Linked DNA regions of Homo sapiens: region 1 is linked to region 2. Evidence: read pairs that join two places in POLR2A ChIA-PET (ENCODE). Cell type or tissue: Panc1. All regions are shown on one strand. Each heading gives the region's core, and the rest is flanking DNA. Links, peaks and the distances in the headings are about the cores only.

Region 1 (15,051 bases), core at 5,691-13,690, 72 kb after region 2:
AAGAAGATATACAAATAGCCACGAAATATATGAAAAAAATGCTCAACATAACAAATCATCAGGGAGATGCAAATTAAAACCACAATGAAATACTCTACCTTACTCCAGCCAGACTAGCCATTACTAAAAAGTCAAAAAACAATAGATCTTGACATGGATGTGGTGAAAAGCAAATGCTTATACACTGCTGGTGGGAATATAAATTAGTACAACCTCTATGGAAAACAGTATGGAGATTTCTCAAATAACTAAAAATAGATCTACCATTCAATCCAGCAATTGCACTACTGGGTATCTACTCAAAGGATGAGTCATTATATCAAAAAGATACTTGCACAAATATGTTTATCGCAGCACAATTCACAACAGTAAAGATACGGAACCAACCTAAGTGCCCATCAACCAATGAGTGATTAAAAAATGTGGTATGTATACACCATGGAATACTACTCAGCCATAAAAAAAGAATGAAATAATGTCTTTTGCAGCAACTTGGATGGAGCTGGAGGCCATTATTCTAAGTGAAGTAACACAGGAATGCAAAACCAAATACTGTATGTTCTCACTTATAGGTGGGAGCTAAGCTATGGGTATGCAAAGGCATATCGAGTGGTATAATGGATTATGGAGACACAGAAGGGGGAGGAAGGGAGGGAGGGAGGGGAGATGAAGGGTTACAAAGACTACATATTGGGTACCATGTACACTACTCAGGTGACTGGCACACTAAAATTTCAGACACAATTCATCCATATAATCAAAAACCACTTGTACCACAAAAGCTATTGAAATAAAAAATACATATTTTTAAAATATAATAATAATGAAACATTTAAAAATAAATACATAAATAAAATGACCTCAAGTGATAAGGGTTTCCAACAGAACAAAGGTCCAAGTCAGTGAGGGGAAAAAGATTAACTTTTTCACTCTTTTTTTTTTTTTTTTTTTTTTTTTGAGACAGGGTCTCACTCTGTCATCCAGGCTGGAGGTCAGTGCCACAGTCTCGACTCACTGCAATCTCAACCTCGGGTGATCACCTCAGGTGATCCTCCCATCTCAGCCTCCTGAGTAGCTAGGACCACAGGTGTGTGCCACTGTGCCTGGCTAATTTTTCTAATTTTTGTAGAGATAGGGGTTTACCATGTTGCCCAGGCTGGTCTCAAACTCCTGAGCTCAAGAGATCCACCTGCCATGGGCTCCCAGAGTGCTGGGATTACAGGTGAGTGCCACAGTGCCTGGCCAACTTTTTCACTTATTTATTCAGTTTCCACAGAACTATCTGGTCTTCTGTTTTTCTTCCCTGTCCTACCCACCCATGCTCCCACACGCCTAGCCTGGGTGATAAGCCGCAGAAAATAACGCTGACCCACCAGGACCACAGCTCTTGATGTGGCTTCAACCAAGTCTGAGCCTCATATCCTGAGATCTACCCCAGCCCTCCAGGGACCAGAAATAGTGACAAATACATGGGAACTATGTAGGCGACTCAAATGTAGACAGAGCTGGGCACATCATACTGCTCCCAAATTGGTTTTCTTGAACAAACCTAACCTGAAATAGACAAAGGCTGCTAGATGTTATTTTGCCAATACCTTTTGGCAGAGCTATTTCTAGCTAATTCTGATCACTGAGCTACTCATGGAGGTTTTAAAAATGGTCCATCTTTAAACCTACCATTTTGGGAGGCAAAAGTGGGAGGATTGCTTGAGCCTGGGAGTTCGAGACCTGTCTGGGCAACATAGGGGGACCCCGTCTCTAAAAATAAGTAAGTAAATTAATTAATTAAAAAAAATTTTAAATGGCCCTCTGAAACAAGATATAAAGTGGCCTCTACCCACGCCCCATGACTCTTAACGCCACTTTCTTTTTTTTTTTTTTTTTGAGACCGAGTCTTGCTCTGTCACCCAGGCTGGAGTGCAGTGGCACGATCTCGGCTCACTGCAAGCTCCACCTCTCAGCCTCCCCAGCAGCTGGGACTACAGGCACACGCTGCCACGCCTGGCTAATTTTTTTGTATTTTTAGTAGAGAAGGGGTTTCACCATATTAGCCAGGATGGTCTCTATCTCCTGACCTTGAGATCCGCTCGCCTCGGCCTCCTAAAGTGCTGGGATTACAGGCGTCAGCCACTGCGCCCGGCCTGCCTCTTACGCCACTTCCTATGCAAACACTGTGGTCCTGAGTGCTATTCTAATTCAAAAGAGTGACCTGTCAATGTACAAATGGGGGAAAAATAGCAAAACGGAATCCTCACAACTGATATTGCTGATTAACTGGACAAGAAGGATTCAATTAATATACTTTGACCTTAAGTGCCATTTTTCCATGTTAACCCACAGCACCAAATACTCATTTGCAAGTTGGGTTTTCTTTATCTCCAGGTATCTATGTACAGATTCGAGTGACTACTGAAAAGTACAAAGCTTTGATTCCCCTCCCATACAATTATACTATTTTCAAGAGAATTTCCATTCCCCTGGGACTTGGACCCAGTAGAAGAAGCCTTTTGGGTCTAAGTACTTAGAATGCACTCATCCCTGGCTCAAGAGGCAAGACCAGACTTTCAAGAAAAGCTTCTCCAGGCAGTCCTGGAGAAAGACAGCTATTGAGTGGCACTTCCTAATTCAAGGGGATATTATGCTAACTAGAGTTCCCGGCAACAGTAAATGTAATCCAACATGACTAATAGAAAAAATAACTGACTAGGCCCTGTTTACTCACTAGAAAATATATCCCCACATGATGAGCCTTAACAGAGGTCATCTCAGCTTCCAGAGACCAGAGTGTTGTAAAAACAGTTGCTTCCCAACAGCAATATTTGGATCAGGAGGTACCCAACACTCATATCCAAAACTAATTTCCCATCCAATTTCTTTTGTTGTTGTTGTTATTTTCACTCAGGGGCTCACTCTGTTGCTCAGGCTGGAGTGTAGTGACACAATCTCGGCTCCCTACAGCCTTGACCTCCCAGGATCAAGCAATCCTCCCATCTCAGCCCACCGTTTAGCTGGGACCACAGACACGCACCGCCACGCTCGGCTAATTTTTGTATTTTTTTCATAAGGACAGAGTCTCACTGTGTTGCCCAGGCAGGTCTCAAACTCCTGGCTTCAAGCAATCCTCCCAATTTGGCCTCCCAAAGTGCTGGGATTACAGGTGTTAGCCACCAGGCCTGGCCTCCATCTAATTTCTTAACTTCATCCACTCATTGATTCATCAAACCCCTAACATTAAGCATATTCACTGAAGAAAGGTAATAAGAGAATAAACAGATGCCCGTACACACCCCAGTGCTTTTTCCGCAGGAGATATTCAAAAACTATAGGACACAAGAAAGGAAAAGTATATAAATGATAGTGATACAGAGCACTTCCCAGAGACCAGTGTCTGACAGTCTCAGGACACTGACTCTGATTAAAGGCACTTTTTACCCCACTCTAGTTAGCCGCCTCCAAAAGGAAGAATGGAACAAGACGGAAAAAATTTAAAAAATCTAAATTCAAACTTGTCCTTGGCTAAATTTACATCCAAGATCCCAACTTCACATCAAAGAAAGAAAAAAGCCACCCAAAGTGACCCCTGCCTACTCAAAGGAGTTTCCAAAACATTAACAAACAGGGACAAATTCCCAGCATATTCTAATTACTATGACCTTTTATCATTAAGAGTCCCATAAAAAGGGGCTTATTTCTAATGCTACTAACAAAGGGTTAAGCAGATTATTTCTATCATATTTGCATGGAGATCCTAAATTCCAGTTTAAACAAATGATTCCCAGACTTCTAGATAGGCCTTAATTGGGCTAATCTGTTACTTTTAGTGCAATCTCGCAAAGGCTGGATTCTTCTTAAGCCCTTAAAGGACTTGAGTAAAATTCTTTTGATGGTAATTTTTTTAAAAGATCATCTCCAGAGTTTACATATATTCCACAATTACTTATGCTGATAGAAAAAAATATATATATTTTACTCCAAAAGGCTCCTTCCAGTTTGAAAGCTCTAATTGCCAACATATCTGATATGAACTTCCTGCATAAAACAAAACACAAAGCAACAAGTATAATCATAGGTCTAAAAAGAGAGACTTGTTAAGGAAAACAGAGAAAGCTCAGCTTGTTTAGCCAGAGGAAGGGAAGGAAAGGATGGGTACAGATGGGACAGTCTGTACATTTGGTAGCTGCCTTTGGAGTCCAGGAAAGACAATTTGTTCACTCTGTGAACATGTGTGCATTGAAGAGGGACAGGAAAACAGTAAAAGTAGGAAACATTAAAAGAAAAGCTAACTACAAGGAGATAATCTGTGATCATCAATCTGGAAACCTTCCTTAGAAAGTGTTTCCCAGGGAAATTGTGAGATCTCTTTAAGAGAGATTAAATCTCTTCAGAAAGATTTAAGGATATTTGGAGGTGGAGGAGGTCAAAATAGTCAAAGTTCTACCATACTAGGAGATTACATCTGAGTATCAAAGGGATATTCCAGTCCTGGGGAATTGTCCAAATGCCATCCCCACTAAAAAATAATTTAGACTATTTTTAAAGAGGATATTGCAGCCCTATTTTTCTTTTTCTTTTTTTTTCTTTTATTTTGAGACGGAGTCTCGCTCTGTCGCCCAGGCTGGAGTGCAGTGGCGCGATCTCGGCTCACTGCAACCTCCGCCTCCCGGGTTCACGCCATTCTCCTGCCTCAGCCTCCCCAGCAGCTGGGACTACAGGTGCCCGCCACCACGCCCAGCTAATTTTTTGTATTTTTAGTAGAGACGGGGTTTCACCGTGTTAGCCAGGATGGTCTCGACCTCCTGACCTTGTGATCCGCCTGCCTCGGCCTCCCAAAGTGCTGGGATTACAGGCGTGAGCCACCGCACCCGACCTGCAGTCCTATTTTTCTAAGCTCTTAGCTATCTTAGAAAACCTAAATCACCTGTTTAATAAATTATTAAAATGACAAGTACCAAATACAAAAACATTAACTATGTAAGCAATGCATCAAAAATGCAACCAAACATTTCTAACATTTAAATAAGGGCATTGCCAAAGTCTCTTCTTGAGGCCCCAACTCTCAAAACTAGGTTCAAGAGCATTCTCCCGGGAAGACATACCAAATGATCCCCAACCAACAATGAGCTTTGCCATTCTCTGGAGGAATGACCACATAACCTATAACCAGAGGCTACAGAGAAAATAAAATGACTTTCAGGTGACACAAAATACAAACTGGGAGAAGGAACCAAGGTGCTAATCAGGGTGTGACCACCTCTATCTGGCCCTAAGGGATTACCCTGATCTAGAAGAACTAGGAAAACTGAGCTCAGAGATCTCTCAAACATCAAATTCCAGGAACTTCTGAATAAATGGCAAAGCTGGAACTTTAACCCAGGTTTTTGTACTCCAAATCCCCTACACTAAGAGGGGTCACATTCCTCAGAGGTCCAAAACCCAAACTGAGTCATATCCTGACCCATGTAGAGGTCCTGGTGATAATTTCACCTATCAAAACCCCATTCAGTAAGGCAAGCTCTCCAAGGTGTGAGAGGCTCTTAAAGGTAAAAATGGGTGTGGAGAACCGAGATCATATTTTGATTTCGCATTTTTTATTTGACAAAAAACCATGGGTGACTCTAACATTAATTAAAAGAAAACTTCTTTAGTTGACAAACATCACTTTTCTGCCTGTCAAGCTGCCCCTCCTTAGTGAGCCCTCCTGCTAGGGGATATTCCTTGGCCAAACAACCAAGTCTCCAGAGCACTAGCAAGTTCAGAGGAAACGGCGTACAGGTTGCACAAGAAATAGCAAGAAATCCAGATTGTATTCAAAGCGGCAGACTAATTCTAGTAAAATGTCTCCACCCACTGCTGCCCTTCCTGAGCCCATTATCTGCCGAGAATCAAAGGGCCTGGCTATAAATGTGGGTGTCCAATGTCCTTATAAGCTCCATAAGCTGTATACATGAACAATACGATTAACTGGTAAGAAATGTGGAGGGGTAGGAAGACCTTTGCACATCTCTAAATCCTGGCTTTCCTATCCCTTCTAAATCCCCACGCAGGAACTCTACAAAGGCCTCCTGTTTTTCCTCCATAACACAAAGTGAAATAAATGTATATTTTATGTTAATCTTTCTCATAATTAAGAAAGGTAATCTAAATTCACTTTTACCTTACTAGTACCAAGTTTTAAAATTCAGCTTTTTTTTTTTTTTTTTTTTTTTGAGACAGGGTCTCACTCTGTCACTCAGGCTGCAGTGCAGTGGCATGATCATGGCTTACTGCAGCCTCAACCTCCTGGGCTCAAGTGATCGATCCTCCCACCTTAGCCTCCTGAATAGTTGGGACCACAGGCACATGCCAACATGCATGATTAATTTTTGTATTTTTTGTAGAGACAGGGTTTCACCATGTTGCCCAGGCTGGTCTCCAACTCCTGAGCTCAAGCAATCTGCCTGCCTCTGCCTCCCAAAATGCTGGGATTACAGGTGTGAGCCACAGCACCTGGCCAAAATTCAGCATTTTTAAGAAATAAGAGAATATGAGAGGAAAAGGCACATCAACTTACCTAAGATGTTTAGGGCGAGGAAAAGCTTTTAAACAAATTACAACATTGATCTACCTCTCAGGGTAGTCATGAAAGAAAAAACCAAAGCATTGCGAAACATGGGGGAACATAAAGGACAAACCAGCAGTGGCATTGATCCACATACACATTCCATTTCAGCGTATGCCTGGTAAGATTCAGCTCTTTTCTGATCCAGAGCAGCCCCGTGGTCACTCCAACTAGCTCTTTACCCAGTGAACCAAGCTACTCGCTGCAGGGTACAGTAAGTGAGACAGGAATTGAAACACCCAGATATCCTGGCTACATTTCCTTTTTGAACCTCCTCATTAGGAATTATGACTTGCACATGACTTGTGATGAGCATGTCACATTCCTGTACATAGATGTCACCTTAATCTTCTAAAATCACTGCTTTACCCATAGCTCCTTTTCTCAAAAATCTTTAAAACCTAAACAATGTCTACAGGATAAAGTTCCAGCCCTTGAGCCAGAATTCAACCTGACCACAGTTCGGCTTCCACTGGACCTCCCACTGCTCTTTGGAGAAGGCAGCTGTGAAAGCACCCATGTTAGTCTGAGAGCCAGGCATTGGAATTCCAGCTCTGCCACTTTACCACTTGTGTCATCCCAAGCCAGTTACGTATCTTTTTGATCTTGTCTTTTTAAAAACAAGAATTCCCTCATCTTTAAAACAAGAGCAACAATACCTATGTCACAACACTGAAGGATGAAAGAGAGAGCTGGCAGGTGGCATAGAGCAGATGCTATTACTTTTCTCTCTAGGTCCAGTCCAAATGGTCTGCTCTCCATTCTCTTGAAAGCTTTCCCCAGCAACTCTCCACCAGTTTCAGAAGCATACTTTGCTTCAAGGCTCTCCCCTCTTCTATGAAACCGCCCTGCCTCAGAATCATTTTCTCCTTGAGCTTTATAATTCTTAGATTCTAAGCCAAGTTTGTCCAACCTGCGGCCCATGGGCCGCCCAGGACGGCTCTGAGTGTGGCCCAACACAAATTCGTAAACTTTTAAAAATATTATGATTTTTTATGCGATTTATTTTAAGCTCATCAGCTATCCTTAGAGTCAGTGTATTTTACATGCGGCCCCAGGCGATTCTTCTTCCAGTGTGACCCCGGGAAGCCAAAAGATTGGACATTCCTGTTCTAAGCCAATTGATCTGAAATTATCCTTCACTCAAATGTCACTTCTCTTTCCCCAAGGAGTCCACAAACTCAAGACCAAGGATTTCCCTAATTACCAAGCCAATCCAATCTAAGCGTTCAGTAAAAAAATACTTTTAAGGTAAGAGTTGCCTTGGAGTTGTCTACCAAAATGGGTGCCCTTCTGGCCCAATTAGGGGATAACATTTCCCATACATACACTTGAACAATTTTTCTTCCCCCTATCTTGGGGAGTTTTTCCAAAGGTAATATTTGCCAGATAGCCTGGGCCCAGTGGCTCACGCCTGTAATTCCAGCACTTTGGGAGGCCCAGGCGGGTGGATCACCTCAAATCAGGACTTTGAGACCAGCCTGGCCAACATGGGGAACCCCATCTCTACTAAAAATACAAAAATTAGCCAGACGTAGTGGCAGGCGCCTATAATCCCAGCTACTCGGGAGGCTGAGGCAGGAGAATTGCTTGAACCCAGGAGGCGGGGGTTGCAGTGAGCCGAGATTGCGCCACTGCACTCCAGGGACAGAGAGAGACTCCGTCTCGAAAAAAAAAAAGAAAAAAATTTTTTAAATAAAAAATATATGCCAGATAAATAAAAAGGAGGGTTACATCTATGTTAGTCACCTAGGAACTCTCTGCCAGACCAGCAGAATTTAAGAAGCCTTCACTTCATGCATTCAACAGGCTCTTCTTGAGTTCTGGCCTTGTGCGGTCCTTAATTCAGCAAGGGAGATAGGCTGTGAACAATTCAGTCTCTATCTTGGATTAGCTTTCTGGACCCCAGATTACGTCTAACCTTTTAGAAACCCCTAATTCTGGCAAAAAAAAATCAATTAAGGGATTCACCTTCTGAAAAATATTAAAACAAAACAATGCAGCCCTTTGGGTTTTAACCCTGTGGCCCCATCCCAAAATGGCCAGTTGCAGTGTGTGCAGCTAAGAGGTAGCTGAAAACAGTCTTGCAGATGGGATAATGACCTCTTTGCCATTCCCAAGACCCTGCTATCCAAACAGCAGAAACACCTGGTTGGTAATAAAAGCAAGAGCTGGACTAAGGCTGTACTAAGGCAAATTTTCTCACTTAATGAAGAAGTTATTTTATTCATATTAATCATCAACTACTTTCATATAAAGATCCCAGGAAAATGCAATAAGCCCTCTTTAGAAACACTTGAAAACATTGTCTCTTGAACTCTACTCAGTTACTAAATTATTGGATAACGTGCCATAAACGTTGACTAGAGTGTGGACCCTTTAATACTTAGTGCGTGTCTGCACAAGGGCAAAAAGTGAACCATCCACAAATAAACATAGTTTAACTTGTTGCAGTAATAGCATGCAAAGTTAATTTTCCTTTGTTTGAGTTCCGTGTGTCTGTGTGTGTTGTGCGTGTGTATGTGTGTGTGTGTGTGCGCGCGCGCGCGCGCGTTCTTCAAGGAGCCTGCATACAAGCTGCAACAGCTCCAGGTAGGAGCTCGAATGCCGCCACCGAGAGGCAAGGCGGTGCGCAGAGCCAGCTCCCAGGACGTCCCGAGATCGGGTCTCCGCTCGGCACCAGGCAGCTCTTCACCGCCGGACTCTGGCCGCGAGGTTCCCCACCCCCAACCGCGCGGCCCCCGCCGGGCCGGAAAGCAGAGCCGGCGGCTACTGACCGCCCGGGAGGGCGGACCCCACCAGCCCCGCTCCTCTGCGCCTGCGGCGGCCCCCACGCGCGTACTCACGGAGCTGGACACCGCTGCCGGGGCCGGGAGTCGGGAGCAGAGGGAAAAGGGCTGGGAGGGCAGGGGCGGGACCGGGCGCGCACGCGGGAACCGGGGCCACCCGGCCCGGAGGCGCTTACCTCTGCGTTCCCCAGCCGGGCCGGGCGCGGCGCCTGGATGGGGTCTCGCCGGGAGCCGCGCGGCCCGGAGGAGGAGCCGCTCCTGCAGAGAGGGCGGGCGGCGGGCAGGCATCCGCGCCCCGGGCTGCGGCCGGGCTGCAGGGAGAGAGAGGGGAGGGAGCGCAGATTTGAGTGGAGGGGGCGTGGAGGATGTGCGCCTCCACCCAAGACAGAGAGGGTGGGCTGCTGGAGCCCGGCGGAGGGGAGCGCTCGGAGGCGCCGGAGGCAGCGAGAAAGCCGCGCCGAGAGTGTGCGAGGGAGGGTGGGGGACAGGGGTGAGGGAGGCGGGGGCCGGGGGCAGCAGGGAGGAGAAGTTGGCCCCCAAACTGGACGGCCCTCACCTCCTCACCATCCGACCAAGAGTTGTCTGGGTCTGGAGCAAAGCACAACGGGGTCTGAAACTTTATGTCATTTTCTCATACACACGTGACCCCCCTGGAGTCCAGATGGTTTCAATCACTGGAGGAAAAAAGCGGCTCTTCTGGTATGCGTGAAAAGCCGGAGCTGGGAGAGTCTGGGAAAAGCTGCCTGCACCGCCCGCCGGCCTTCAAACAAACCGATGAGCTCTTTCCCTTCTCCCAGTTCTCGGGCCTCGGGGGAGCCCTACAAAACCCAAATGAAATTCAAAGAAGCTACTTTTGGTACTGCAGCAGCAGCAGAACTCCCAAAGCACTAGGGTTCCAAGGAGCCTGGTCTCAACCGAAAGCTCCAAAAGGGATTCTGAAATTTTACTTTAAATACTCCACTGGTTTGCAAAAACAAAAACTAGAAAAGGGTGCCATTTAATAATAAAGCAATGGAATAACAGCACTGAGAATCTGTGATTTATTAGTGGAATTTGAAGGAAATCATTAGCCCAGTATAACAATCAACTTGGAAAAGAAAAATGTAAATTACTTAAGATCCAAACCCATACTTAGTGAGATGTTAGGAAATCGTGTAATCCATTTTTTACTCACGTAAATCACTGTAAATAAAATTTGATAATAGAAATGCACAACAGCAGCAATGAAAATTGACTTTTGAAGTTTCAGTTTTACATTGACTTTACAAATTTACATTTCTAAGGAACCAGTGTGTATGAACATAAGCAGGCTCCAAGGCCAGGACATGTTCCAAAATCCAAGCCAGTTCAATTGTCACATATCCTAAAGAGGTATTTACTCAGCTGCAGGGCAAGCATCAAAAATAATGAGTTTAAGATACATCCTGAGGCCGGGCGCGGTGGCTCAGGCCTGTAATCCCAGCACTTTGGAGGCCAAGGTGGGCGGATCACTTCAGGTCAAGAGTTCAAGACCAGCCTGGCCAACATGGTGAAACCCCATCTCTACTAAAAATACGAAAGTTAGCAGGAGTGGTGGCAGGCGCCTGTAATCTCAGCTACTAGGGAGCCTTGAGGCAGGAGAATCCCTTGAACCCAGGAGGCAGAGATTGCAGTAAGCCAAGATCGCACCACTGCATTCCAGCCTGGGCAACAGAGTGAGACTCCGTCTAAAAAAAAAAAAAAAAAGAAAAAAAAAGATACATCCTGGAAATAATTTAACTTGGTCAAGATCGAACACAAGTAATGGCAAGAACCAAACTGATAAAGTCTACTGTTCCTTTGCCAAAAAAGGATATTACACAGGAATTACTAGTATTAACTCTTTGTCTCCAAAATACTGAGGCCAAAGGACAGTTTGGCCTTTCTAGCAGAAGGCCTTATATGCGGTGTGATGCAGTCTGCGCATGAAAAATAAATCAATTCCTCGTTGAGTTGCTTCTACATTAGGAAAGCCCAAGATTTCAGCTGTTGTTGAGGCACATTGAAAACACAAAGGCCAAAAATCAGCACAGGTTTTACTCCAAAAATCAGAACAGTTTTACTTTAATCAGAACAAGTTTTTCTCCAAACTCACAATCTAAGTGAGTTTCTACTCTAGTTCACTGAAGTGCTTGAACACCTCAGGAGACCTGGGCCATATTTGGATGAACTTAGCCCTCTCCAGTCTTTTCCAATCTCTCCAATCTCAAATTAGGATGGTTCTGCCCCAAACGTGGAACAAGAGAACTCATGAATGTAAAGGCAAGCCACAGAATTTAGCCAGCCTCCAGGTAAATTCTACCTGCAGCTCTCTGAGCTCTGTAAGGAGGTTCTTAAGTCTCCCACTTTCAAAACTATTAGAACCTCTACTACTAAAGTCCCGTTTTTCTTGTAACATCTCTAAGGAAAGACAACTCAACAGACAGCATCAAGATTTTCTCTAATCAGACCCAGGACAATAATTATTTTCATCATTGGCAGCTGCTGCTGCTGCCTCTTATATGTGCTGAAGCAATGTAAGAGGGCAATAATTAGATATAAATACTTGTTCTTTTTGTTGGCCAATTCCATTGTAAGTTATGCATGGAACTGTTTTAATTCTTAGGAAAAAAACTTCATTAGATCTGCTCTCTCAGAAAGAAAAGTTAACATCCCTTAAATTGTCTAAATATAGTCTAAATATAGCCTTGAGTCTAAACTTCATATATGTGACTATTAGTTCATCTTAATACTGGCCAAATATTTATTAGAGACACTGACATCAGAAATGGTGTTAATGCTATATTTTAAATAGTAGTAATTTAGTAATTTGCGTTAACGTAATGTTCACATCACTTGACAAACAAGGTCGACTATGTATAAGAGATGGCAAGCTCTTTGAGGACAGCAACCTAGCCTGTCTTGCTAATAATTACATCCTATCTGCCTAGCACAGTGCCCAGCATGAAATAAGCGCACAGTAAATATATGCTGTCTGAATAAATGAAAGATAAATAAAAACACTCCTCATAAGGTTACAATCCTGTTGTAGAGACATGTGACTTATAAACAACAGAATGAAATCGCCATGGAAGGATACTAGCAACAAAAAAGAGGAAGGGATCATTAGCATTAGCCAGCTTTGGACTTTAATCACAGCATATATTGAGAAATGTGCAGAGACTGCTGAAAATAGGAAGCGCTTGTAGGAGGAATTTGGTAAATTTACTGCCTAATTTAGGGGTCTGAGATATACTTTCCCATGTTCCATTATTCAGTCCCATCAACACAGAGCCAAGACAAGATTTGAGCATAAACATCCTGGCTCTAATTTGGATAGTTATGAATACTGTTCCTTTCATCCTCTCTCATACGTCTCCTCCACCCGCAAGCCATTTCCTCTGTACGGTCTTCTGTCAGTCTAATGAAAGTTTCCTAATCTTTAGAAGCAGTAGCTTTGGTTCTCTTTGTGCAGAGAAGTACAATATGCCCTGATTACATGGTTATATTCCATACAGATGCCTGGCAACACATCTTGTAGCTAAGGGTCTGTTTAATATTTTAACCTTGAGAGCCTTATAATTCAACTACTTTGTTATATACCAAAATAGAACTTGACATCACAAAGATGAGCTTTACTTCCTTTTGCTATTTTAAATCCTGCACTTAAGCATGGTGAGTTGTCTGGGTTTTCTGGTTCATGGATTTTGCTTTGGCATGTTTTGTTTTTTCCTTTGAAGGACAGAAGGGTTAAGATTTTCTAGGAAGATTTTCAGGTTTGCAGGTCTAGCACTCACGAAACAATGATTTCTTCCTAGGTACTCTGCCTGTAATATTATATGTATTCATTAAAGGGGCAGTGAGGGTTGGGTTCAGTGGCTCATTCCTATAATGCCATTATTTTGGGAAGTCAAGGCAGGAGGACCTCTTGAGCTCACGAGTTTGAGACCAGCCTGAGCAACATAGTGAGACCCCAGTCTTTAAAAAAAAAAAAAAATTAGCTGAGCATGGTGGTTTATGTACACCTCTAGTCCCAGCTACTCAAGACATTGAGGTGGGAGGATTGCTTGAGCCCAGGAGGTCCTGGCTCCAGTGAATTATGATTGCACCACTGCACTTCAGCCTGGGCGGCAAAGTGAGACCCTGTCTCAAAGAAAAGGTATTGGGGCTGTGGGGCCTTATTTATGCTTCATGATCCAAACAACCAGTTTTCTCTAAAGCAGACAACTGGGAAAGGTGGTTAGCCTAGATGACTTTAAGTGTTCTAGGCCGGGCGCCGTGGCTCATGCCAGTAATCCCAGCACTTTGGGAGGCCGAGGAGGGCAGATCACAAGGTCAGGAGATGGAGACCATCCTGGCTAAGACGGTGAAACCTCGTCTCTACTAAAGATACAAAAAATTAGCCGGGCGTGGTGGTGGGCACCTGTAGTCCCAGCTACTTGGGAGGCTGAGGCAGGAGAATGGCGTGAATCCAGGAGGCAGAGCTTGCAGTGAGCCCAGATCGCGCCACTGCACTCCAGCCTGGGCTACAGAGTGAGACTCAGTCTCAAAGAAAAAAAAAAAAAACTACTAAATTTTCTAAATTGCACTGAGTAGGAAGCCCAGAAACCAAAATTTGCATGCAAAAATTTTTGACACTGTGATTTTTTTTTTTAATTTTACTATTCTTATTTTTTTTGAGAAAGAGTCTCTGTTGCCCAGGCTGGAGTGCAGTGGCACAATCAGAGCTCACTGCAGCCTCCCACCTTAGCCTCCCCAGTGGCTGGGACTACAAGCACATACCACAACACATGGCTAATCTTTTAAAATAGAGATTTTTAAAAATCTCTATTCTATAGAGATAGGAGTCTCACTGTGTTGCCCAGGCTGGTCTCAAACTCCTGGCTTCAAGTGATCCTCCCACTTCAGCCTCCCAAAGTGCTGGGATTATAGACATAAGCCACCACACCTAGCTGACATTTTGACCTAAAAAAAATTTTTTATATGTAGGTAAGATATACACCAGGTAAAAACTTCAGAAACAGTTTAAAAATATATAAATGATCCCCAATATATGGTGGTTCAACTTACAATCTTTTGACTTTACCATGGTGCAAAACCAATATTCCTTCAGTAGAAAGCATACGTTGAGTCCCCATACAGCATTCTGTTTTTCAGTTTCGGTACAGTATTCAATAAATTACATGAGATATTCAACACTTTATTATTTTATTTAGATCTACACAGAATTAAAGGAGAAAAATAAATGTAGTACTCCTGGTTAATATCATTAACATAAGTTACAGGGTTATTAATCAAGATCTTAAGAGAAGAATTAAGATATACTATAGGCCGGGCATGGTGGCTCATACCTGTAATCCTAGCACTTTGATAGGCTGAGACAGGAGGATCGTTTGAGCCCAAGAGTTCAAGACCAGCCTGGGCAACATAGCAAGACCCCATCTCTATATTATACTAAAGTACATATATATACTTTAATCTTGTCAAGCTGGTAAATCTCATTTGGATTTCAAGTATTACTGAGGTTTTAATATAAAATTAAAAATAAATTATTCATTTTCTTAAAATATATAAGGAATAAGTAAACTGAATTGTGTTACTTATGTCTTTTTTATAGTAGATTATATTTCCTGCCTTGGATACCATGCAGTGCCTTTTGTTCCCTCC
Region 2 (15,051 bases), core at 2,684-10,683:
GCTGAGATCGTACCATTGCACTCCAGCCTGGGCAACAGAGTGAGACGCTATCTCACACACACACACACAAATAAAGAAAATTTAGTTACTACTTCTCTCCTTACAGCAAAATTAATTACAGTTTAAATGTAAAAACTGGAACCAAGAAAACACTAAAAGAAAACATGAATAAATTTTTTTTTGTGATTCTGACAAGTGAAGAAGATTTTTCCAAGTATGACAGAAAATTCAACTCCACAGCCGAGAAGCGAGATGAGGGGAAGCACCTTGAAGGAAAATATTTGCCTAAATAAAAATGTAAAACATGTGAAAGGCAAATAATTAGCATAAACAAAGTCAAAAAAAATTTTTATTGGGGGAAAAATTATCAGCAACACATATGGCAAAGAGTCCTAATGCCGTATGTATGTAAAAGCTCTCACAAGTCTACAAGATAAAATAGTGACCAAAGAGAAAAATTAACAATGTATTTGAGCAGAAAATTTACAAAGGAATAAAATCAACTACCAGAAAGATAAAAAGATGCTAATTTCATTAATAACTGAAGACATCCTAAATAAAGTAACAATAAGAAATCCTTTTTCACCTATCAGATTGGCGAAGAGTAAAAAAATGTATAACACCTGTGTTGGGCCAGGGCGCAGTGGAAAGAGGCACCTCCATACCCTGCTGATGAGAAGTACACTGATGCAACCTCTTTGGAAGGCAGTTTGGCAATTTAACATTTATAATGAGCACACCCTTTGATCAGCAAATCTTTCCTTCTAGGAATTCTGCCTAAGGAAATAAAATACAAGTACTAGGACACATGGGCAAAGACAGCTGGATACTGCTGTTCATTACAGTACTGCATATAACAGGAACAACTGAGAAACAATTCAATTGTCCGTCAAAAGGGGCTTGGTTAAATAAATTATGATACATCCCTCTGAAGAAATGCAATGCTGCTCCTTAAAAGCACATACTGAGGTAGAAAAATATCCTAGGTAAATTACAAGTGATATGTTTTTCAGTACAGTATAATCTTTTCTTTCCATTTTTTAATTGCAGTAAAGTATATAAAATTCCCCATTTAAAAGTGTACAATTCAGTGGCATTAACTATGTTCACAATGTTGTGCAACCATTACCACTATTTCCCAAACTTCTCCAAACAGTAACTCCGCAATGATTAAGCAATAACTCCCCATTCTCCCCTCTCCCCAAGCTCCTGGTTTACCTCTAATCTATTTTCCTGTCTCTATGAATTTGCCTTTTCTAGATATTTTATATAAGCAGAATCACAAAATATTTGTGCTTTTATATACGGCTTATTTCAGTTAGGGCAGCATTTTCAAGGTTTATCTACATTGTAGTATGCATCAGAACTTCCTTCCTTTCACAGCTGAAGAATAGTCCACAGTCTGTATTACTGTGTTTATACATTTTCTTTGCACATTGTTTGTACATTTTGTTTATTCGTCAGTCAGTGAACATTTGGGTTGTTTCCACCTTCTCGCTGCTGTGAATAATGCTGCAATGAACACTGGCATGCAAGAATCTGAGTCCTTGTTTTCAATTATTTTGGGCATATACCTAGGAGTGGAATTGCTGGGTCATATGGCAATTTGGGGCTTTTTGGGGAATAATCAAACTTTCCCACAGCAGCTGCACCGCTAACACTCCCACTAACAATGTATGAGGATTCTAACTTCTCTACATTCTCACCAACACTTCTTACTTTCCATTTTTTTAAATTAAGAGCATAAACTTTTCGTGTAAAACTAAATGTACATAAAAATGCATCATTTAAAGAATCTTTATGGCTCAAGGATGTTAGTTTAAATATATAAATAAAAAATATAAATAAATAAAAAACCCAGTGCTACCCAACTGTTAACAATAACTATTTTTCTGGGGCATGGGTTTATAGAAGATGCTCATATTCTGCCTTACGTATTCCCCATTTTGCAAAAGTTTTTAGAACACCTGGTGTTGCTTTTGTTATTTTAAAAAATGTCTTAAACAAAAGTTAGCCAGATAGACGGTTTGATGCCTGCCTGCTAATGTGAAACACAGTTTCAGTGTTACATACACAGCAAGGCCCTAAATGGGCAGAGGTGAGAAGACCTGAGTCCCAGTCCCCACTCTGCCACCCTGAGCACTCTGTATTCTCACCTCTCAACTCCCAGGCACCTAGGACTGAATCCAAGTTCCCAGTGAGCATCCGCAAAATAGACGACAGCTGTGTGGACCCACCCACGTGGTCCTTCCACCCCGGGGACAGCACTGAGGCTACAGGAGCCCCAGGTGGGTTGTCTCAGGCTATGTATGGGTAGCCGTCTCCCTTCCTACATTGAAACAGAATTCTACAGTTGTACTGAACTAATGAAGGAAGGTAAGAAAAGGAGAGCTCGGGGAAAACCTGCGAGTCATGGACTATGAAGGAAAATGAAGGCCTTCCCCGCAAAGAAAGAAGCAAGCCCAGAAAAGAATTCAAGAAATGATGATGCCAAGGAGGACAGGGCAGCTGACATTGACTAATGCAAGTGTCTCACCTGAAGCCACAGGTGCTGAAGTAGACAGCAAAGGGCAGTGCCTGGAGCCACACTGCTCTGTGGGAACCATCCCAAGGTCACCTGCTCAGGCAGCAACAAGGAGAAAACCCAGCCTCTGTGGGAAGAGGCACTGAGGCCTGGGGAAGTGAAAGTCAAGTGAAATCCTTCCCCTCTTCCAGGTGTTCTCAGCCTTTCGGCTGCCAACTGTGGACTTTGCCCTTGAAATTCAACTCCTGGCCTAAAGAGATAATCTCCCAGGCATGTCCTGTGTAAATTTGGCTAATCAACAGAACACATTCTGTGCAGCCCCTGCTGGCTGTCCCTGAAACAGCCCTGCCAGCCAGTAGTAGTGCTGACTGGCGGGGGGAAGCTTTTCCTGGCAGAAATGCCACCAATCCTAATGAAATCAAGTGCCCAGGATGGGCATTTTCCAAAAATCAGACAAGCATCTGTTTAAAGACGAGCACATACCTGGAAATCTCATCCAGAAGTGATACGGATTTGGTGAGAAGAGTCATTGAGAGCATGGACCTTTACCAGGCTTTGTTGATGTTTTAGAGTAAGCCACCTAAGAACATCTAAAGTAAAGCTTTGTAGACATGAAATTCTGGGTCAGTAAAAGAAAGCAAGCCAATTAACATCTGGCCCTCATACCCTTATTGGCATCTCAGCTGCCAAGCCTCTTAAGCAGTGGTTCTCAAAGTGGGGTTCCCAGCCAACAGTAGCAGCATCACTTCCAAACTTGTTAAAAATGCAAATTTTTACTAAAAAATTTCTACTAAATTGGTTAACAAGCTCTCCAGGTGAGTTTGGTGCACAGTCAAGTCTGAAAACCACTGCTCTACGGGCTCTAGAAAGCTCTGCAATCTGGAGTTCTGATCCCGCCCACCCTGAGACTTCCCTTACTTTCTGCTCTAAATGAATTTTGAGGGACTGGAATATCATCCTCCAGTTACAGCCAATAAAATAGGCAAGTTTCCTCCCACTCCATTTCCATCTTCTACATGGTCTCCTAGGTTTCTTTTCTACAAATCATATTCAAATGTGTTTCCTTCCTGCTTCCTGGGGAAAGTGATTCCCCGCTTTCTGGATGGTTCAATCCCTTAAAGATCTGACCTCAGCCAGTCTTTCCAGCCTCATCTTCCAACCCATCTGTGTGTCCCTGCTCATGGCAGATGACCATTCAATGTCTGCTCATTGTGAATCAGTGATGAAGACCATCTGAACAACACCCTGTAAAGGAACCTTTCCCAACTACATTATCTTTCCTTCAGAAGCAAGTCTGTTACTGAAACAGACTGGGAAGGGGAGACAGGAAAGCAAAATCCAGTGACTTACCAAAGAAATTCCTCTGTTTTCTAGCAATCTATGCTAAATCTGAAATTCAGTCTCACCCTGCTCTGCCCTTCACAAACTATTCCATCTAAGCAGGCTGATTGGGCTGACCACAGATCTCATGAACACCAAGGAATGAGAGTTTATAAACACTGCATACATTTTCATTTCAGAATCCCGGGCCTTCACTACTGATAGAATCCAAACAGGATCAAACCTTTAAAAAAAAAGAAGTATGGACCGGACACAGTGGCTCACGCCTGTAATCCCAGCACTTTGGGAGGCCAAGGTGGGCAGATCACCTGAGGTCAGGAGTTCAAGACCAGCCTGGCCAACATGGTGAAACCCTCTCTACAAAAATACAAAAATTAGCCAAGCATGGTGGCGTGTGCCTGTAATCCCAGCTACATGGGAGGCTGAGGCAGGAGAATGGCTTTAACCAGGCAGGCAACGGTTGCAGTGAGCCAAGACCATGCCACTGCACTCCAGCTTGGGTGACAGAGAATCCATCTCGAAAAAGAAAAAGAAGTATCAACCCATAGAAACTAGTCAATGTTCAATTTCCAAGAAGTGAAATTTGTGGCCTGATACATTTCTTTTCTCAAACATTTCCAACAAACTTGAAGACTCTAGAAGAGATCTGTACGCTAGGAAATCAGGGTTTATTTACAAACACTAGTTTACTGACAAATTACTTACTTTTTCCAAAAGTAAATTCCATCTTCTTATACAATAGGGGGAATTGCAATCTAAGACATCTAACTACTTATGGAGCGTTAAGGAGAAAGGCCATTTTTTTCCTGCCCAGAGGGAGAGATGTAAGTCAGGTTAACTGCTTCCAAGTCTTGCCACAGCCCCACCCTCCCCAGTTGTTTATATGGACTCGCATTCTCAGTATTTAACCAGGTACCCCTTTCAGAGAAAGCTAAAAAAAACTCATTCAATTCTGCAAACATTCAAAATGTGACCATAAATAACACATAGTGATACAAAGGAAAAAACTCATTAGATGTTCTAGATAACCAAAGAAGAGCTGCATTTGATATACCAACCAGAGTGGAAGTGTGGCAAGAACACATGCTTGGAATCAAACAGCCTTAGATTTAGATTTTAAGCAAGTTAGCTACTCCACATCCCTGCAGATGTTACAACATCAACAAATTAACTCACAGATCATTGTAAGGATTTACTAAAACAATGAAATAAAAATGCCTAGTATAACACAATGCTTAGAACAGAGTAAACATTACACTAATGTCTTACCGCTAACCTAAAATCTGCAGAAAATTTAAAAATACATAGTGCTTGATCCCAAGAAGTATGCAGACTATATTAATTCGACTTCCTTAGCTAAGCAGGTATGTCTATGCCCACTTCAGATCCCTTCTGTTTCCTCATATTCTTATCCCCTTCCCCCTTCTTCCCCCTTCTTCCTCCTTCTTCCCCTTTCTTCCCCTTCTTCCCTCTTCTTTCTTCCCCCTTCTTCCCACTTCCCTCTTCCCCCTTCCCCCTTTCCCCCTTTCCTCTTCTCTTCTCTTCTCTGAGACAGAGTCTTGCTCTGTCTCTTCTCTTCTATTCTTTTCTCTGAGAAAGAGTCTTGCTCTGTTGCCCAGGCTGGAGTGCCATGATCATAGCTCACTGAAGCTTCAAACTCTTGGGTTCCAGCGATCCTCCCGCTTCAGCCTCCCAAAGTGTGGGGGTTACAGGCATGAGCCACCATGCCCAGCACCCTACTCTTTTTCCTGATTCTTCTCCATCAGATTCAATGTTCCTCTCTCTCCCTCTCAAATTTCCATACCTTATCCCAAGTTGTGCCACCATCCTCCACCCCGACACCCCCTTGCTCCCTACATTCTAACAATGATGACTTCCTAGGTGTCCTTTCTGCATGTCAAGCTCTTTCCTACCTCAGGAGCTTTGACAGCTGTTCCCTTTTCCAGAAAGGAACTTTCCCCAAATCTGCACATTAACGGCTTCTTCTCATCCTTGAGCTCACAGTTCAAACGTCATTCTCAGAGGCCTTCTCTAACCTCTCAGGTCCCTGTTACTCTCTCTTTTACATCACCATTATATCCTTCCGAGCTCACAGCACTATCTTGATCTCATCTATTGATTTGTTTACTTGTTTACTGAAATGCTTCCCCACTCACTACACGTCAAGCTCCATGACAACAAGGACTTCAATGTCTTAGTTATCTCTACCTCCTCGGCATACAGAACAAAACCTAGAACAGAAGGAATGCTCCATAAATATTTATTGGATGAATAAATACATTCAGTTTCCGAAGCAAGAGAGGCAGAGTTAGATTCCCCCTCACTCCTTCGCTTTCTCTAACTGGTGACAGTAGAAGATGGAATCCCAGGGAAAGATTGTAAATTAAAAAGAGAACAGACTGAGGATTAACTTTTGGGGAACACCAAAAAATAAAAGCCATCCCAACCCCCCCAATGACAAAACATTAAGGGCTATCAGGGACCCAGGAGGATGGCACAGGTGTTGCAGTCTCCACCGCCTTTTTTTGTTTCTACAGCTTTCCAGAAGAAGCTCAGCTTCTTCCTGCAAGGCCATGTAGACATCTGGCCTTCGGTGTTTTTCAGATGAAAAGAAGTCTGGATATCACTGCTTTGAAAACCCATCTGGGCACATAAGCAGAATAGGCACCTACATCTAAATGGAGGGAAAAAAAACCCACCTGGGTTTACCAAACAGTTGTGGGTCCTGCAACTGGAGGGGGTAGGAAAGAAAATAAAAAGGCTTTTCTATTTCCACTTAATGAGATTTAAATAAAACAACAATTTCCGGTTGCTTTTTTTTTTTTTTTTTAGACGGAGTTTCACTCTTGTTGCCCAGGCTGGAGTGAAACAGCACAATCTCAGCTCACTGCAAACTCCGCCTCCCAGGTTCAAGTAATTCTCCTGTCTCAGCCTCCCAAGTAGCTGGGATTACAGGCACCGGCCACCACACCCGGCTAATTTTGTATTTAGAGACAAGGTTTCACCATGTTGGCCAGGCTGGTCTTGAACTCCTGACCTCAAGTAATCCACCCACTTCAGCCTCCTAAAGTGCTGGGATTACAGGCCTGAGCCATTGCACCCTGCCCTGGTTGCTTTCTTTTTAACCTGGATCCCTGCCACTTCCCCCTGGGTACTTATTAGAGTTCAGTTGACAAAACCAATAGCCCTTCTTACCTCCAATATCTTCACAACTGGCTCTCCCAGCACAGCCAAGCCAAGAGCAAACCCTGAGCATCAGTGATGACTCAAATGCAGAGAGGCAGGGACTCGGAAAGGACAGTGCTACCTGTTCCATTTATGTTTCAACCCAAAGGGATAAGTCAATCAGGAGGTTGGAGAGAGGCAGAGAACATAAGAAACTTCAGTATTTTCTTTCCTTTCTAGATTCAAAAGCCTCAATTCTCAGAACATACCAGCCAGAGTCCAAGCCACAGACTGCAAACCAAGGTCACTGCCATTGCCAAGCTTGTCTCACATGTCCTAGCTATTTTCTTCTCACACTCATGTACCATCCTCCTTTTTCTCTTTTTTTTTTTTTTTTTTTTTTAAGAGACAGTGTCTTGCTATGTTGCTCAGGCTGGAGTGCAGTGTGTATTCACAGGTGTGATCATTGCGCAGGACAGCCTCAAACTCATGGGCTCAAGCAGTCCTCCTGCCTCAGCTTCCTAAGCAGATGGGACTACAGGTGCCCAAAACCAGAGCACACTCCTTTATAGTTGCTGGGGTCATTCAAGTTCCTTAATTTCCTTTCCCTACTGGCATTCCTTTTTGCTAAGTGGCAAAGTATATACACACAAGTCAGACCTTTTTGTCCTAAGGTCTTTGCAAATGAGTACAAAGTTCCACGTGTAGTGTCTACAGTCCTCAGTCTTCACCATGTATTTATTATTATTATTATTATTATTATTATTATTATTATTATTATTATTATTTTAGAGACAGGATCTTGCTCTGTCACCCAGGCTAGAGTGCAGTGGCACAATCATAGCTCACTATAACCCTGAACTCCAGGGCTCAAGCAATCATTCCACCTCAGCCTCCCAAGTAGCTGGGACTACAGGCATGTGTTACCATGCTTGGTTAATTTCATTTATTTTGTAGAGATGGGGGTCTCATTATGTTGCCCAGGCTGGTTTCAAACTCCTGGCCTCAAACAATCCTCCTGCCCTGGCCTCCCAAAGTGTTAGGATTATAAGTGTGAGCCATTGCATTGTGTCCGGCCTTTACCATCTTTTAATTACTCCATCAGAACACATATTAGGTCACAAATTGCTAATAAACTAAATGGGAGGGAGATTCCAGCATAACTCTGCAAGGAAACTTACCTCCACTAAGGAGTACGGGGCACAGTTTTGGGAGCTCTATGCACCATCGAGGCTAAGCTTCTCCTGGTTCTACAAGGAGCTACTGTCGAATCTGAGCCCCTGCCTGTGGAAGCCTGCAGAAGTAAAAAAGCTGAAGAACAGGATGTTTGACCATCATCTAGAGTTTGGTCTTCTAAAGCAAAAATAACCTTACATTGTAAACACCCTCACTCAAAGAGAAAATTTGTGAAGCCTCTACTCTTAGGAACTCCCTATTCTGCCCTAGGCCTGTCTGGGCTCAGCAGGCCCATAAATTGGCACTGTTGATATGACCTTTCCAGGCTGTATTTCAACAAGAGATAACAACAAAGCTCAGAGCTTTGGTAGCACTCAAAGAAGATTTGAGGGACTTAAAACACATTGCTAAATTTGGCAGCAAAAGTTCCTGTTCCCTGAAGTTGCAAAAGAAAATCTCTTTATAATTTACACTTGTAGATAAGGAGCTATTCATTCTCTTTAGAAACAGATTAGAACCTCCTCATCCCAATCCACCACTCCTCTGAAAGAGGAGTGAGACTGCTGGGGCAAGTCTCACCTGGGGCTGGGATCAGGCTATCTCTTGGGAAGATGAAGTACCAGGAACTTACCTTGATGCCTCTTACTGCCTTAGCCACAAATGCCCAGAGACATTTGCCACTTCACTATCTAGAGCCGTCTATCTCCCTCACCCTCCCATCAGCCTTCCCAATTCCCATTCTGCTCTTTGACACTGGGTCTGCCATGTCCCTATCCCTGTTGTTCATACAACACATATTACTCCTCAGAGAGGGGCCCGCTCAGCCTAGAGGCTCTTTTGATTCAGCCAGACTCCCCTTCTGGTTTATAATTTCTTTACAAAAGCAAGGTACAGGAGCTCCGATCTATATGCTGACTGGGGGACGCTTATCACTGCTCTGCTGATACCGTCTGCCCAAGACACAGAAGAAGGGGATAGGGCCTTGCATTTCTCAGCAGAACAAACCCAACAGACAAGCCACAAAGAAATAAACACAGCTGCCTGGCGTGGTGGCTCACGCCTATAATCCTAGCACTTTGGGAGGCCGAGGCAGATGGAATGCCTGAGCTCAGGAGTTCGAGACCAGCCTGAGTAACATGGTGAAACCCCGTCTCTACTAAAATACAAAAAATTAGCTGGGCATGGCAGCATGCACCTATAATCTCAGCTACTCGGTAGGCTGAGACAGGAGAATTACTTGAATCCGGAAGGTAGAGGTTGCAGTGAGCCGAGATCGTGCCATTTCACTCCAGCCTAGGTGACAGGGCAAGACTTTGTCTCAAAAAAAAAAAAAAAAGAAAGAAAGAAACAAACAAACACTCCTGAGGCTGGGTGCAGTGGCTCACGTCTGTAATCCCAACACCTTGGAAAGCCGAGGTGGGCGGATCACTTGAGCTCAGTTCGAGACCAGCCTGGGCAACATGAAGAAACCCCATCTCTATAAAAAAAATTATAAAAATCAGCCAGGTGTGGTGCACATTTGTTACTCCAGAGGCTGAGGTGGGAGGATCGCTTGAGCCAGGGAGGCAGAAGTTGCAGTGAGCCAATATCGCACCACTGCACTCTAGCCTGTGTGACACAGTAAGGCCCTCTCTTGGGGAAAAAAAAAAAAAAAAAAAAAAGGGCCGGGTGCAGTGGCTCACACCTATAATCCCAGCACTTTGGGAGGCCTAGGCAGGTGTATCACCTGAGATCAGGAGTTCAAGACCAGCGTGGCTAATATGGCGAAACCCCATCGATACTAAAAATACAAAAATTAGCTGGGTGTGGTGGTACACACCTGTAGTCCCAGCTACTTGGAAGGCTGAGGCAGGAGAATCACTTGAACCCAGGAGATGGAAGTTGCAGTGAGCCGAGATCGTGCCACTGCACTCCAGCCTGGGCGACAGTGAGACTCTGTCTGGAAAAAAAAAAAAGGAACTAAACACTACTTGGTTTACAAGAGAATAATAAACAAAACAATAACTGCAAACATTTTGTTCAGCAAGGAGGCAGGAAGTACTATTCTAGGCACTTTACATTTGGCATTTAGGCTTTGTTACAGCCCCATGAGATAATGCTACCACTGCCTCAATTTTACGGAAGAGGAACCAGGGCACGGACAAGTAACTTGTCCAAGGTTACAGAGCTATTAGGTGGCAGAGGCAGAATTTGAACCCAATCTGACCCCAGAGCCCAGGCTCTAAACATTACTCTCCTATTGGATGGCTCTTCCCCTAAGACACAGATTTGCGTCTGGGCACTAACTGGCTCACCCTAAACTCTAAAGGAGAGGGGATTGCTCAGAAAACACTGGCATTTTTCGCCACTGAGAAAAGGAAACAGTGATGGAAATATTTATTCAAAGACCTGGTCTAAGGCTACAGAGCCAAACAAATAAGTACCCCAAACATCTGTTAACCAAAATTTTCCCAGGGCACCAAGAGAAACCTACCTTCTTACTTACTAAAGGCTGAGGCCTCCTTGTACTGCCCTACGCATTGGAGAACAAGCTTCCAGCCTCCGAGTTCTGAGAACCAAGTCAAAATGCTTCCTAGAATCTGGTTGATGGGGTTAAAGAAAAGTTACTCAAATATTTTTTAAGCACCAACTATATATGTTAGCCATTTGGGGAAATAAAAAGTATAAAATATTATACTTGATTTCATACAACTTCAAGGAATCTAGTTGAAAACACAAGATATACACATTTGAAAAGTCAAGTCAGGGCCAGGTGTGGTGGCTCACATCTGTACTCCCAGCACTTTGGAAGGCCAAGGCAAGCAGATCACTTGAGGGCAGGAGTTGGCCACCAGCCTGGCCAACATGGTGAAACCCCGTCTCTACTAAAAATACAAAAATTAGCCAGGTGTGGTGGCGCACATCTGTAATCCCAGCTACTGGGGAGGCTGAGGCAGGAGAATCGCTAGAACCCGGGAGGTGGAGGCTGCAGTGAGCCAAGATCATGCCACTGCACTCCAGCCTGGGCGACCGAGCGAGACTCTGTCTCAAAAAAAATGTCAAGTCAGGATGTCAATGAGAACACTGAATCCATGCCTTCTACTTTCTGGAAGAGGAGACTGAACCCTAGAGAAGTCAAGTTACTTCCCCAAGATCACCCAGCAAATTAGAGACAGAACCAGAACTAACATCCAGACCTGCTGACTACCTGGCTGGGACTTTCTACCGCTATATGTAGGCAGAGAAATTCACAGGAAGGATGGATTATTAACAACAGCAGCAGCTAACATTTATTGAGAGCATATTTGTGTCTACAACTAAGTCGAGTGCCTTACATAAATTAACACATTGAAACCTTACAATAACCCTTTGAGGTGGGTAATATTATCACTCCCAACTTACAGATGAAAACAGAGGTTTACAGAGATGAACTCACCAGAGGTCCACAGATAGAGGAAAAACCAGACTATGGACCCTCAGAGCTGGCTGCAAAGCCTATTCTATGCTCTAAGCTGCATCTGGAAGGGTACAAGGGCAGTATTTGTGGAAGCAGGGGTAAGGAGGGCTGAGGCAGAGGCCGGGGTCTGGAGCACTGAGAGCAGCTTGTGAAGGGCCTCCAATACCACACTGAGAAAGACCTCAGGGGCTCCACCTAGGCTGGCCAGCAGGAAAGGGGCAGGCGAGAAGCAGTTCTGGATGGACGGGTCTCCCCGTCTGTGAGGAGTGAGCATCCCACAGCAGGAGGAAAGAGCTGAACCTGTGAAGCTGGGTTGACAAGGACTACCTCAGACTCAGGACTTCTGGCCTCTCCAGTGTGGGCGGCTGCCGTGTCCTCAAAATCTCATTGGCCCCTACTCCTTCCTCTTAAAGGACACTCTCAAGTACCTTCCTAACGTGTAGGCCAGGTCTGAAAGGGCAGTCCTCCTTGGCTGCTGGTGACTTTCCAAAGCAATTGTCTTTCTCTCCCTACCTTGTCCATGGCTCCCTGTGCCCTTTCTTTGATCATTCTGCCTGATGCAGCAGCCATAAGACATGGGGAGCTGTCTGTCAAGTGGCAGGAACTGAACACAAGCAGCTTTGAGAGGTGGGGAGGAAATCCTGTGTTATTAGGAAATCTTGTATTATTACACACCCAGGACTGCACAGACCCCAGACCAGACTACCTGGGGTCTTGACAGAAAGATGAACGAGATGCAAAATAGCAGCTACTTCTTTTTTTTTTTTTTTGAGACGAAGTCTTGCTCTGTCGCCCAGGCTGGAGTGCAGTGGTGCGATCTCAGCTCACTGCAACCTCCGCCTCCCAGGTTCAAGCTGTTCTCCTACCTCAGCCTCCCGAGTAGCTGGGATTACTGATACACACCACTATGCCCGGCCAGTTTTTGTATTTTTAGTAGAGACAGGGTTTTACCATATTGGCCAGGCTGGTCTCAAACACCGACCTCAAGTGATCCACCCACCTCGGCCTCCCAAAGCGCTGGGATTACAGACGTGAGCCACTGCGCCCAACCAGCAGCTACTTCTAAAAGAAGAATCTGGTTTGTTCCCAGCGTAGTAACATCAACCTGTTTGAGAGACACCAGCCCACTCTCTTCAAAATGCTGCTGTAAGTTGATAATAATATACTGGAAAGCATTGGACATTTACTATGTACCAGGCACTGGCCTATTTACAGGTATCATTTCATTTAATCCTTACCACAACTCTATCAAGTCAAGTACTATTACATCCATTCTACAGATGCCTCAAAGAAGGCTGATGCACAGAGAGATTAAATAACCTGCCCAAGGTCACACAGCAAGGTCAGGCTCTAAAGCTAGGCCTCTAAGACCCCTGAGCTATAGCTGTTCATCACTGCAGTGCACTGCAATGCATGTCAGATACTCATATTAAATGCAAATGGTTCCATCAGAATTGCTCTAAGGCAGCACCACGCACTCACTGAGTACCTAAGAGTCACTGAGAGTTGAACAAACACACCACAGGCTAGTTCATTTTAAAACCATCTACAATACTCAGTTGTCAGAACTCCATAAGGTAGCCTGTGTTCCAAGTCACAAGCACACCAAAAGTCAGTTCCTCGAACAAAACTAGAGTTTTAAAAATAGCTGACTTGATAGTTTTTTTCCAACTTTCCCATTTCCCCTTTCCTATGACTCCCTCCCACATACACCATCCTTTGACACTGTCAAGAGAAGCTTCAACACAGGCCTAGAATCCTCACCCTCCTACTTCCAGTCCTTCAGTTGGCTCTCTTCCTTCATTCGAATCGTGCTTGAAATCAGTCTGTTGGACCCTCCTCCTTTTTCCCAGCCTAAGAGCATGAGATGGTCATTAACCCTACCATCAAAACTCAGAACTGCAGCAGGTCTATGCTGCTTCTCTCTTAATCACACAGACAGAGTGGGGGAGAGAGGGGAAGAAATAACTACAACACAACGTCTATTATAACATGACATAGATGGGAGTAAGGCCCATACTTGATACTTCTGCGTTCCTCCCCAGCTCTTGGCCCAGACACTCCGTATTCACTGACTAAATGGGTGAACAGACCAATACTGCATAGATGGGCACCAGAGACACCTCTGAGCCAAGAACAAACAAACAGAGGTGTTAACCCTAATGCCAGCCACCCCTACCCCCTCCAGTGCTTCTGAGGGCCTGCACGACACTGTCACCCTGAGCTCCCTGGGGGCAGTCTGGCCTTCTGCTAAATTGTGTAGGCCTCCGAGGTCAGCCCTTCTCTCGATTACCACCTGCTGCTCCTGAGAACTGCCTCCGCCCAGGGCCCCTTGCCCAGTGCCTCACTCCTGCTTCCTTCCAGTAGTCTTCCTCCTGCCTCAGATCTTGTCTCCCGTAACCCTCAGTTTATCTCATTTTTTCCCAGTTCCAAATAATCCTCCATCCACTATGTGATTTCCAACAGTCCATCTCCAGCTCACACACAACCCCTTTGGTGATGACAGGTCACACAGAGGAAGAGTCTGGAGCTTTGAGAAACTGTGGTGGTTTCGTGACAAGCCTGTAGGAATAGGTCTGCTTTGGTTAAGAAGGCTTCATACGCTAACTGCATATAATTCACTCTTTTATAAGGACAGTGAAATCTAACATTCAGGCAGTTTTAGATGAGAAGAGTATAGTGATAGTTTCAACACCCTCCCCAACAACAGTACATTCATGACATCAGAGCCAAAAAAATAAGAGAAGGGGTCTTTGGAGAAATTCTTCAATAAGGTAATCTAGACTCATTTAACACCCTCCTCTCCCTTCAAAACACACACACACACACACACACACACACACACACCCAGGAGAGCTTTCTGGGGCCTATGGCTAGAAATAGAGAGCTCAGGTGTTTCTATCAGCACAATATTACGTGGCATATTCCTCTAAGACAGATGCACCCAGTAGTTCCTCCGACCCACCTACTGAGACAGACACACATAGCACCTCCCCTCCAGGATGAAACAAATGCCTAGCCTCCCCAGCCCCTGCCTCCCCAGGAGAAGGCACACACTAATGCAAGTTTTCCCATAGGCTTTAAAGACAAATCTCTGCAGACTATGCCAGATGGTCTTTTTTTTTTTTCTTTTTCTTTTTTCGCTCTATGCCCTCCTGGCCCCTTCTCCACTTTCCATGGTCCCTCCAACTCAAAGAACTCAATTATCTGCCTGCAGATTTCCCCTTCCCCTCCTCGCAGCCTGCCCTAAACACACCCTCCTCCCAAGCCCATGCAGAGGCACAGAAGGAAGGCCAAGCCAGGGCTCGGAAGGGCTGCTGCCAGGCCTCCTCCAGCCTCAACTATGTGTTCCCCGGGCTTGGCTGCCTCGGCCGACTCTCTTAGGCCCAACGATGGAAATGGGGACGTT

What was found. Peaks named below come from ENCODE experiments on the same cell type or tissue, not always from the same donor. Only the 100,000 strongest peaks of a DNase experiment are listed, where the experiment ranks them.
Region 1: POLR2A ChIA-PET joins it to region 2 with 13 read pairs; 11 of 35 experiments call an interaction of 5 or more read pairs at or near these places.

Annotation. Positions count from the first base shown.
Region 1 is chr11:8,861,391-8,876,441 of GRCh38, forward strand. It overlaps a transcript of DENND2B not described here. Among named protein-coding and RNA genes, the nearest start is that of AKIP1, 42 kb to the right of the region's middle. RefSeq lists enhancers at 1,543-2,043, 2,044-2,544. In Panc1, for the core only: CTCF peaks have their summits at 9,163 and 9,364; a DNase peak (open chromatin) is centred at 9,111; H3K4me3 peaks cover 2,066 bases; H3K27ac peaks cover 1,430 bases.
Region 2 is chr11:8,792,151-8,807,201 of GRCh38, forward strand. The region is part of intron 1 of DENND2B (DENN domain containing 2B); the gene reads right to left. The region is part of intron 4 of DENND2B-AS1 (DENND2B antisense RNA 1); the gene reads left to right. Among named protein-coding and RNA genes, the nearest start is that of DENND2B, 11 kb to the right of the region's middle. RefSeq lists enhancers at 13,446-13,947, 13,948-14,447. In Panc1, for the core only: CTCF peaks have their summits at 2,877 (motif pointing left), 3,080 and 3,291; no DNase peak of the experiment used is centred there.